Linked DNA regions of Homo sapiens: region 2 is linked to region 1. A link is a contact called in ENCODE Hi-C or POLR2A ChIA-PET data. All regions are on one chromosome and are shown on one strand. The core of a region is the stretch at or near the end of the contact, and the rest is flanking DNA. Distances in the headings are between cores, read along the strand shown. Region 1 overlaps LOC105376380 (a long non-coding RNA gene). Region 2 has its middle 26 kb from the start of LINC02561.

The links. A loop is a pair of places that touch in the nucleus more often than their neighbours do. ChIA-PET counts read pairs that join two places held with the same protein, here RNA polymerase II (POLR2A). Pooled maps may share reads with other maps.
Region 2: a pooled map shows a loop between it and region 1 (5-fold over the local background). The contact joins two enhancer-like sites. A Hi-C loop is called at or near these places in 5 of 50 pooled maps. POLR2A ChIA-PET finds 5 or more read pairs at or near these places in 2 of 52 experiments (Panc1 and activated CD4-positive, alpha-beta T cell).

The regions. Positions count from the first base shown.
Region 1 is chr10:5,544,791-5,550,498 of GRCh38, reverse strand. It overlaps LOC105376380 (a long non-coding RNA gene), which reads left to right. Exons shown (of 4, transcript XR_930611.3): 4 at 118-881. Among named protein-coding and RNA genes, the nearest start is that of CALML3-AS1, 21 kb to the right of the region's middle. RefSeq lists an enhancer at 3,628-4,127. Within about 2 kb of position 2,423, at least 23 of the 41 ENCODE cell types and tissues checked have a DNase peak (open chromatin) inside an H3K27ac peak, as active enhancers do.
Region 2 is chr10:5,294,556-5,300,263 of GRCh38, reverse strand. No RefSeq gene overlaps it. Among named protein-coding and RNA genes, the nearest start is that of LINC02561, 26 kb to the right of the region's middle. Within about 2 kb of position 2,668, at least 10 of the 41 ENCODE cell types and tissues checked have a DNase peak (open chromatin) inside an H3K27ac peak, as active enhancers do.

The DNA.
Region 1 (5,708 bases), core at 1,174-3,673:
GGAGGTCACGTGTTCCCAAGCTCCAGGGATCAGGAGGAGGGCATCTTTGGGGGTGATACTATGCAGCTGACCACAGCCTCTCTCCACCTGGGCTCCCACACCCACCCTATTCTGCAGATCTTCAGAGGCCACCTGGGATGTCAGAAGCTTCCAGGAACCAGGAGGTAGCTGCATCTCCTGTCCCTTCCCTGAGTCACCTTGCTGGACTCCACAGTGTGGTGCAGACAAGAAGCTGCAGGGGACAACATGGAAGGAAGCGGGGATGGAGGAGATGGAATGGGATGGGCTCTGGGCCCGGCCAAGCAGAGCAGGATAGGGCTGAGAGTCATCTGAGCACAGGTGGTTCAAATGGCAGAGAAGCTCCACGCTGGAGCGGGGAAGAGCTTGGGCTTTCCGGCCAGAAAGCGCAGGTTTTGGCCACGGCTCTTCTGCCACTCACTAGATGTGGGAGTTTGGAGGCGTTACCCGAGCTCTGAGCCTTACTTTCCTCATCTGAAAAATGGGAATAATGGTAGGGTTAAATTAAACCAAATTTGGTCTGAGGATGCCTCTGCACTTTGAGTCCAACTGCGACCTTAGCAGCAAATGAACTGCAGGCCTAGCTTAGGAGTGTACTTTTGTAAGAAATAGCCGAGTCTTAGCCAATCACAGCAGCTGAGCTTCTATAAATCGCAGGTGGCTGCTGAGTAGTCCATGTTCAAACACGGCAAACCAAGCTGTGACCAATGAGCTGTCTCTGCAGCTCACTTCCATTTTCTGTCTATAAACACTCCCTGCCCACACTGTGGAGTGGAGCTCAGCCCTTGGAACCTCTTCTGGTCTGAGGGCTGCCCACTTCATGAATCCTTTGCTTAATTAAACTCAATTCATTTCAAATGAAACTCAATTGATTGCTAGATTAATTTAAATTTAATTCGTCTAAAGTTTTCTTTTAACAGTTCCTACCTTGTTGAGTTGTCGTGGGAATCAAGTGGAAATTTCTTTTTCACATGGAAAGGGCTTAGCATAGCCTGGCACGTGCTGAGTGTTCAGTGCACACTGGTTATGATGATCACAGTTAGTGTCTCCATCTTTGGTCTGTTCAGCGCTACAGTGTTTGGGGGCCAGCTAGGCAGTGCTGCAGCTGCAGCTCTGTGTGTGTGTGTGTGTGTGTGTGTGTGTGTGTGTGTGTGTGTGTGGAGGGGGCTGTGAGATTGGCGGGCTCAGGAGAAGATGACTACTAGCTGTTGCCAAAGTTTCTTTTCTGCAAGGGAAAGCCACAAGTCACTGGCTCCAATGTGGACTTTTAAAAGGCCTTCCTTCCTTTCTCTCTTACTTCTGGGGAGCCCATGGATAGGAAATGGCACTAAACTGACTTCATCTCTGTACCCTGATGCCTCCATCGCCCTCAGAGTTTACGCCCTCGATGAATCACTTAGAGTGAACTGGGAGCTGTGTATGAGGTGACGTCACCCTGAGATAGAGCTCTGTGGTCACTGGGAGGTGGCTGTGTGCGTTATCTCCCTGTGGCATGCCAGGAGGCGTGTGTGTGTGCACGAGTGTGTGTGTGCATGCATGTGCATGTGTGTCTTTGTGTGTGTGCAAGTGTGTGTATGTGTGTGGATAAGGGAGAGGGAGGGAGGGAGCTGGGCTGTCTCCCCTTCCCCACAAGTGGACCCTGCAGCTCAGAGCCGGAGGTGTGAGCTGAGTTTGGCGTTTGTATGTTGCTTGAGTTGGAATTTGAACTCACAGGGGACAGGAAAGGATGCCTGTCCCCAGGACTGACTAACGACATCAGGCCTGGCTATTGAACTTCCTGCTCTGCAGATCCTGGGTTCTGGGAGGATGAGGAAAGGATGAGCGAAGGCTGGGGGATCTCTGGGGTGGGGGTGGACTCAGTGAGTGGAAAGAGTAAAGGTGTTGGGGGTGGACTCCCTGTCTGTGTGACCGCTGGCAAAGTCCTTGACCTCGGCCAGTCTGCGTTTCCTGATCCAGGCAGTGGGGACATGGTCCTTTCCCTCAGAGGGGTGGTGAGGATTCAATGAACTCCTTTAGGTAGAGCTTGCTCAGGAGCATCAGCTGTAACACCTGTCCTGGAAGGTTGCTAGGTGCCCTCACCCTTTGTTCTGTGCCCACCTCTCTCCACCCCCTCTTCAGCCCGGATCCAGACGAGGCCTGGGGAAAGTCTCCCAGAAAGCGCCCTGACCAGGGCGGTGCCAGCTGGGTTCCTGTTTGCCTAAACCCAAGCAGCAAGCTCTTCAAAGGAACCTAACAAACCGGACAGAGAGCTTTGTTTTTTTCCTCACAGCAAAGGAGACAGAAAAGTTTGCTGAGTAAGTCAGACACCATTAAACTCACAAAAAGGCTCTTTGTTCCGGCCTGAGAGGGGGTGAAAAAAATAAGCGAAGTGGTCGAAGGGCGTGTGTTTGCTTCCGTGTTCTTGGAGTGTTTGGGCAGGGCTCACCCAGCTCACTCTTCCTGCTCTCCCCCATCTCTGAGTCCTCTGCCCCTGGTGATCCCACCTGTTATATCAAAAAATTGCACCACGGCCCAGCCAGAAGGAACGGCTAAGGGCTGTTAGTCCAGCCAGAGTTTCACTTTTAAAATGATGCTACCTAGTACTTAAGTTAGACGCTCCCGCAGGGCTTTCCTGTGCTTTTTCTTGTTGGAAGTGATGTGACCGAGGCTCTTGCCAAAGGTCAGTTAGTTGCTGTCTGAGCTGGGCTTGGGACCAAGCCCCTCGTACCCAGCCTGTTGTCATTTACTGTCATCCCTAGTGCTAGCTGTGGAAAAGTCTGCTTGATTCTAACCCTTTTGTCTCTAGTACAGTGAGATCTATGCTAAGATTTGTTTGTCCTCATTAAATTATAAATTCTTCCAGGCAGGTCACTATGTGGCTGGTGCCCCCCTGCAGTTGTGCAGTGTGCAACCTGTCAGACTGAACATGGCAGCCCTGCTTCTGGGGTTAATACAATATTATTGATTCATTCTTCCAGCAGATGGAACAATGCCTGTGGGGGGCAATTATGCCTTTGCTTCTAAGACTCGTGCTTGTAATGCCCAAAATCCAGTGTCACTGAGCCCAGCTGTGCTGAGAGAAACCAGCAAGTGGGCCAAAAAGAAAAGGTCTCCTCCTCCCAGACACACTGGCTGCTGGAGAAAGCCTGTGTGTTCTTAGGTGGCTGGGCTAGGTGGGGGCAGGCTCATGGGCAGGGGAACCAGTCTCTTAGGTGGGCATTTCTGGGGGGCTCTCATGGGGTGGAACTAACCAGCCAGGCCCAGTTCTCTCCTTTGGCAGCCAGAGAGGGGAGAATGTCAGATGTTTGTGCCTTGACTCAGCAGGTGACGTTGTGAACATTTATGAGCTTTTCTTCCTTTGGGCTCATTTCTTTATCTGTTAAAAGCAGGCAGGGCAGTGCCCAGCCCGCACCTGCCCAGAAGGACAGACAAAACATAAAAGGGCGGGGTGATTGTGAAATATCACTGGGCATTGTTCATGTCAGAGCTCCTGGTGCAGTGCGATGCCCAGGACTTTGTGTGGGCAGGGCTGGTGCTGAAGTGCAGGAGAAGACTCAGCTCTGGCTGAGCAGGCGCTGACCCACACTGCTGCTCTGTAACTCACACCGTTAACAATGGAAAGCGTTGCCTTGTTGTCTGTTTTGTGCATCCATGTTTTCATTCCGATTTTTAGTCCACATCTCTGGAGGGCAGAAAATCTGTCTTATGCTTCTTTTTCCTTCAACTGCATCCTTGGGAGGGTGGTAGATAGAAGACAGACATTCTTTACACAGGTGAGGCCCGCAGGAAGAACCAGGGCCAGTCCTCATGGTCATCACACACCTGGAGAGGGAGGCTTCTGTGACTTTGTGTGTGGTGACAACGCTGTGCTGCTTGGTCTTCCGAATGGTTGGACAGCCTTTGGCATGTGCTCTAGGACGCCCAGAGCTGCAGGTTGGCCTTGACTCCTCTAGCCTTGCCAAGTCCCTCAGGTAGATCAGCCCACTGGTACCTTCAGCCGGCCGGCACCCTCCTGCCCAGGTGGGGCCATGCCTCTGTTGGCTGCACTGTCTTTCAGGAGGGTGTCCTTGGCTCTGGCATTCTGGGCTCCTAGAACAGAACTGCAATGGTTTTCCTCAGCCTGCGTTCCTGACTTCTGTCCAGCTTGTGGTCTGCCTTGTGGCTCCCTTCCCTGGGGACCGTCCCCTCTGTCCCCCACCAGGAGGGTCATGCCTGCCACACACTGCTCCTAACAACCCGCCCTGTGATGGCTCTGGCTGGTGACCCGCAGCTGCTGGCCAGGCTGGGCTGAACCCGGATGGCTGCGGATCAGCAGAGCACGCGCCCCACCGCGTTGGGCCTGCTCTCGGATATGCTGCTGGTGGACTGACTCATAACTAGCGCTTCCTCTCAACAAAAACAAACACCCAGGGAGAGACTCAAGGGCCCTCCTTGGCTAAACAATTCTTGAGATTGAGTTGGAAGGGAAAACCCATTACACAAAGGGCTTTGCAGGGGAAGAGGGGAGAAGGCGAGAAGCCAGAACAAACACAAGAAGGCCCAAGCCACCCAGGGACTGGGAGAGGGACTCCGGCTCAGGTGGGCGCGGCCATATCCACCTTTTTGGGACTGAGACACTGAGCACATTTGCTCACTGCTTTCCCTCCGACAGCTGTTAAAGCTGGTGCTTTGAACCCAGCCCTGGGCAGGGTCCTTGCTGGCTCCGGGAACCTCCATTCTTGCTGGGCTGACCCTTTGCACAGCGGGCTAGGGCAGCCCTGGGTGTGGGGCTCCAGCTCACAGACAGTGTGATCATGAAATGAGGAAAGTGTGGGCTTTGGAGTCTGTGAGACCTGGCTGCAAAGGCTGCTCTGCTGGCCCTAGCTTTATGGGCTCAGGCAAGTGACTTAACCTCGCAGAGTCTCAGTTTCTTTATCTGAGAAATGGGTGGTGATGCCTACTTGGGAGATTGCTGTGAGGATTAAAGATGACCTATGTACAGTGCTGGAACATAGGAGGCAGTTACTACCTAGCAGCTAATCTTACTTAATTAAATATCTTCCCCTCTCAAATAAACCTTCTGGGTCTAGCAAAGAAAGTTGAGTAAGATACAGGCCTTCTCCACTGGACACACACAGCTCCTTGGGGACCATCTGGTGGGATCTCATTCCCAGGCCCCAGGCCAGATGCTCATCAGCACCCAGTGAGGCCACAGCCAGCCCTGATTCCAGGTCACTGGCCCACCTCTGGTCATAGTGGCCTCTTCTGTCTTCTCATCATCCCACAGTTAGGCAGGACCTCCCATGAACCAATGGAAAAATGCCCAGTAGTACAGATGCCAGCATGCTGACCAGGGAACAGGCACAGGTCACCTTGGGCTCGGTGTGGAGCCATCAGCTGGCCAGGGGGACCTCACTGTCCTCCTGGTTGCAGAGGAAGGCACTGGGCTTGTGGGAAGAGTCTTAGAGAAAAACTTTGCAATGGGGCATGGCCACAGGACTGAGGGCCAAGCAAAGACTACTGATGAGAATTTCTGTGGGGGGAGAGTTTCATTTCAATGGAAGGAAGAACTTTTATCAGTAAGAACAAAAACTTCACTGTTGAAGAATAGATTCAAGGGCACCTTCACCTTCTTTGTCCCTCCTTGACTTGGCCACTGGTGGTAGTGTGTGTGCACATGTACGTGGGTGTGTGTGTGTTGTTCAGCTTAATAAATAACACATCAAAATCAT
Region 2 (5,708 bases), core at 1,419-3,918, 250 kb after region 1:
GTGGAGTGTTACCCCAAACTTAAACACTTTCCAAGCTATTCTTGCCTTGATCACTCATGTTAGCAGAGAAGGGGGACCCTGTTAAAAACATTAAATGGCCAGAACAATAGAGGGAGAGTCTATTTGGACTCCCTGGGGAAATTGTTTTCCAAAAACAGCCCAAGAACAGCCCAAGAGAGCCGGTTTGTTATAGTTCTAACTGAGGAAGAGAGAAATTATCTATCTCGAGAACTTGAGTGAGAGGCTTGCTTTCTTCTCAGGGAGATTCTGGTGAAGATACGAAAGAAAGTTCTGTAAATAAACATGAGATTGTGACACAGATGTTTAAGAATTCTCTAACAATAATCGAAAATCTGGCCTGTCACACAGTGCATGTTCATGGTGAACCTAAATCATTTGTAGACAACCTACTTCTGGGTCAGGGCTTTATACAGGGCAGAGCAGCTCCCTCGCTGTGATCTATTGAAAGTCAGCTCTTGATTTGTAAAAAGTATAAATAAAACAGAAAAAGAAAATTAAAAAAAATTCTGAAGGAAATAACAACAAAAGCTAGTTTCTAAACACTCTTTGGCAAGGAGAGCTGAAATACTTACAGATAAGTAATAAACCCATTGTTTTGCTTTAATCTCTTTGAAGGAACAAACTGTTGGCTTGTCAAGGGTGCAGCGAAGGGACTGATCGCCATCTGATTGATGAGTTTGTGAAGGAGTTCCCATAACTGAGCAGACATGTTTTGTGCCTGGGCAGTGGTGCTGCCTGTGGTCTCTGAGCAGTGGTCTGTGAACGCTGCAGAACTGTAGGGAACAGAAGAGGGTAGGCATTCGCAGGCAGGTGGATGCCACTCTAGGGTGTGTGTTAGTCAGGGTTCTCCAGAGAAACAGAACTAACAGGAGATCTAGCTACAGGTGTAGAAAGAGAGTTATCATGAGAGATTGGCTCACAGGATTAGGGGTGCTGAGAAGTCCCATGAACTGCCATCTGTGAGCAGGAGATGCAGGAAAGCTGGTGGTGCAATGCAGTCCAAACCCAGGCCTGTGGGTCAGGGGAGTGGCCAGTGTAAGTCCCGGTCCATCTGAAGGCCAGAGAACCAGGAGTGTCAGCATCCAAGGGCTGGAGAAGGTGGGCGTCCTGCTCCCAGAGGAGAGCGAGTCAGCCCCTCTGCTGCCTTTTTGTTCTATGTGGGCCCTTGAAGGATTGGATGATGCCCTCCCACATTGGTGAGGGTGATTTTTTTCTACTCAGTCTACAGATTCAAAATTTGATTCAGTCAATTCAACTAAAATACTAATGTCTCTGGAAACACCCTCACAGACATACCCAGAAATAACGTTTTACCAGCTATCTGGGCATCATTTAGCCTGGTCAAGTTGACATTTAAAATTAACCACTGGCCAGGCATGGTGGCTCACGCCTGTAATCCCAGCACTTTGGGAGGCCGAGGCGGGCTGATCACCTGAGGTTGGGAGTTCGAGACCAGCCTGACCAACATGGAGAAACCCTGTCTCTACTAAAAATACAAAATTAGCCGAGCGTGGTGGCACATGCCTGTAATCCCAGCTACTCGGGAGGCTGAGGCAGGAGAATCACTTGACTCTGGGAGGAGGAGGTTGTTATGAGCTGAGATCGTGCCATTGCCCTCCAGCCTGGGCAACAAGAGCAAAACTCCATCTCAAAAAAGAAAAAAAAATTAACCATCACAGTGTGTGTATGTGTACGTGTGTGTATATGCATGCATGTGTATATGTGTATATGTGTCTGCATGTATGTATATGTGTTTGAGTGTATGTGTATATGTGCATATATGTATGTGTATGTGTGTGTATGGGTGTATATGTATGCATGTATGTGCATACATGCATGTGTGTATGTTAAGGAGAGAAATCTATAAACCTCAAGAAAGAAGCTGACAAGTTTCTACAGCAGATTACTAACCCAGCTGGTGGTCACCCCTTCACTGTGCAGCTCCTGGGACCCATGGTCTAAGAATATCTTCTGCCTTTGCATGGCTGGGGTGCCTCCTTCCCCTAACCTCTTTCCTGGTCCTCTTCCTTGTGGTTGCGGGACTGACCTGGCAGAACGATGGCCCGGTATACCTGTCGAGGTTGTGAAAGATGGCTTCATCTACAAATATTAAATCTGCAGACTAAAATGCCTGTGATATTCATGTCTCTTTGTGGTGTGGTCTGTCTCCCACAAATATTGAAAAGAAAGAAAGATAAGCTTGAGTGAAGAGCCCTGGAATCTTTAGCCCCTGTGTCTTCAACTATGCCCCATTGCCCATCATTGGTGACTTTTTCCTGGTCAATTTCCCAACAATGATGAACCTGTTGTCCTGTTAGTATTGCTTTTGGTAGGAACAGTCTTCTGCTTCTTCCCGATTACTTCCCCCTTCCTTTCTTTGTCAGGCTGATGCCTCCCTGTGGCTTGGCTTTGAACCTGGTGGAACATTTGGGTTGCCCTCTGAGGCCTCCCGCCCTCCCAGTGAAAGCAGCTGGGGTCAGGCCTGCTTTGCTATCCCTTGAAAGGCACAGGCTGTCCTCATGATGGAGCCTCTGTCCACACCCATTCCACTCTTGGTTGCCTCATGCCGGCCACCCTAAATTTGTCTCATTGTTTCGAAAACACCAGTTATTTCACATCCTGTTGCTTTGTTCACAGTAATCTCTCTCTGGCATCATCTTTCCTGCCTGCCTCATGCACACTTACATCAGTTTCCTAGAACTGCTATAACACATTGACCAAAACTGGGTGGCTTAAAACTATGGAAACTTATTCTCTCACAGTTCTGAAGTCTGAAATTGAGGTGTTGGCAGGCCCACATTCCCTCTTGGGTATGTGGGTTCTTCAAATATAAGATGCTGACAGTTGTAAGATGCATTATTATTTTATATACTACTTAAGAAAGAAAAAACTCTGCCAACTAACTTATGTCATGCTATCAACTTTAAGTTGCATCCTGATTTCATTTTACGTGAAAAAATGTGCAATTAATGAAATGCAGCATAACTTACAGAAAGCCAAATGAATTCCACTCTCTGGAATCACAAGATTAGGATATATCAAACTGAATAAACAAATAAATGCACATTGGCAAAACTGGCCAAGCACAAAGAGGTTAAGACAATGTGGAAAGACCTTGCAAATACGACTTCTATATGCTCATTGGGTTCTGCCATTTTGAAGCACCCACACAAGTGTTGGAAGGCAGAAAGAAGCAGCAGCCAAATCCTAGGGCATTTGGTGTTTTCTGCTGGCAGTGAAAGTTAGAGGTGGCAGGCACAGCCTCTGGCTTCCAAGGTGACTACAGGCAGATGTGGGGTGGCTACACTCACTGCACCACCCGCTGTGCAGTGGTTCCTGGGCTCCTGTGTCCAGGGCACTGTGTGGCTGTGGCTTCCCGATTCTGGCCATCGTAGCTATGGATGGAGGTATGTTCTTGAGTGCAAGGATTTCCGAGGTAGCTTTCCTGATGGGGCAGGTGCAGACACTCATGTGCGGGGTCAGGTACACACTGTTCTTGGAGCAGTTCTTAGAGGTCATGTTAAGCTTCCATCTCCAGGCCTTACCAGTGTTTTCTAAGCAACCAAAATTATTTATCTCATTTCTGCTTAAAAGGCATAGAACAGTTCTTGGTTCTGGCACTGAGCTCCAGCTAATACAGTGTTTGAAACCAAACATGGTTGCAGGCAACTGACTCAAGATTGGAGTATTTGGATAGATTAAATTACGCTGAAGTAACAACTTCCAAATCTCATCAGCTTAACAAAATGAACTTCTGTCTGTCATTCATAGTGTCCAGGGCTTTGCTCTAGGTGGACATTCCGGGACTCAGGGTGATATGTTATTTTGGTATGCCAACCTGAGGCTCTGCAACAGGAGAAGGAAGCTGGGGAATTAGGTGCTGAATGCCAACTCAACATACAAAACTCAGTTGCATTTCCATACACCAATAACAAATTGGTTGAAAAAGAAGCAATATAATATTCCATGGTGTATATATAACACATTTTCTTTATGCATTCATCTGTTCATCAACACTCAGGTTGGTTCCATATCTTGGCTGCTGTGGAGTGCAGATATCTCTCTGACATACTGATTTCATTTTCTCTGGATACATACCCAGTAGTGGGATTGCTGGATCAAGTGGTAGTTTTATTTTTAGCTTTTTGAGGAACCTCCAACTATTCTTCATAATGGCCATTATTCCTGACTGCTCTTTTGAATGCTGAGTACCTCCTCTTTTCCTGCAGTGCATGCATGTAGAGAACCCAAGGCTGGGAGAGGAGAAAACTTGGGGTGCTGATAGCAGCAAGCTTTTCCGTATTAAAGGGAGCTGTGTTCTCTGAAGTTGGAGTGCCTTCAGCTGTGGCTTATCTCCCTTCAGCAAGCACAGGTCCCATGACATAGATTCTGAGGAAGACCTTGGTGAAGAATGTGGACTCCTAGCTCAGACCAAACTCTGCAACCTTAGCAAAGCTGGATATTCAATCTGTTGCATTCTTCTGATCATGTGTTACAATCTACAAATGGCAGAGCCATTGGCATTCAAACACCTGATGTTTTTCCCTGGTGTAATCCATGCCCCAGAGAGATAGGAAACCCTTCCTTCGTCTTCTTGGTCACAGTTTGGGAAGGTGTTTACCCCTGGGACCAGAGGCTCAAAATTCAGCAAAAAGTACTGATATGGTTTGGATATTTGTGCACTCCAAATCCCATGCAGAAATGTAATCCCCAGTGCTGAAGGCAGGGCCTGGTGGGAGGTGATTGGATCATGGACTGGATCACTCACGAATGGTTCAGCACCATCCCCTTGTGATGAGTTCATTCTCGCTGTGAGTTTCTGGAGATCCGGTTGTGTAAAGTGTGGCATTGTCCCCCCTTGCTCTCTCTTGCTCCTACTCCTGTGGTGTGAGACACGGGCTCCCCCCTTACCTTCCGCTGTCACTGTAAGCTCCCTGTGGCCCTCCCCAGAAGCAGATGCCAGCACCATGCTTCATGTCCAGCCTGCAGACCATGGGCCAATTGAACCCCTTTTCTTTATCAATTACCCAGTCTCGGGTATTCTTTCATCATGATGCAATTGCCCTAGTACCATCACTCCCACGTCCTAGTTTCAAGGAAGGCTGTTGTTTTAGTCCCAGCCCAAGGGAACATGTGAAGATATAGCCTCACAAAATTGAATGTGGAACTCTTGGACTTATTCTTACATGCCTGATTTAAAAAAAAATACTAGGGGCCGGGCGCGGTGGCTCACGCCTGTAATCCCAGCACCTTGGGAGGCTGAGGTGGGCGGATCATGAGATCAGGAGATCGAGACCATCCTGGCTAACACAGTGAAACCCCGTCTTTACTAAAAATACAAAAAAATTAGCCGGGTGTGGTGGCGGGCGCCTGTAGTCCCACCCAGCTACTCGGGAGGCTGAGGCAGGAGAATGGCGTGAACCCAGGAGGCGGAGCTTGCAGTGAGCCGAGATCGCGCCACTGCACTCCAGCCTGGGCGACAGAGCGAGACTCTGTCTCAAACAAACAAACAAACAAACAAACAAAACCTAGGAACAGTTGCACATAAAAGATACTCAGTAAATATTTCTGGAACTGAATTTCAGGTAGGCTATTTAGCCCCACCTATTAATCCTAACCTCTGGCAAAGGTGGCTTTAATCTTGTGAATGCTTAAGAAGCCTTAATGAGATTTAAGAAATTTTCCCA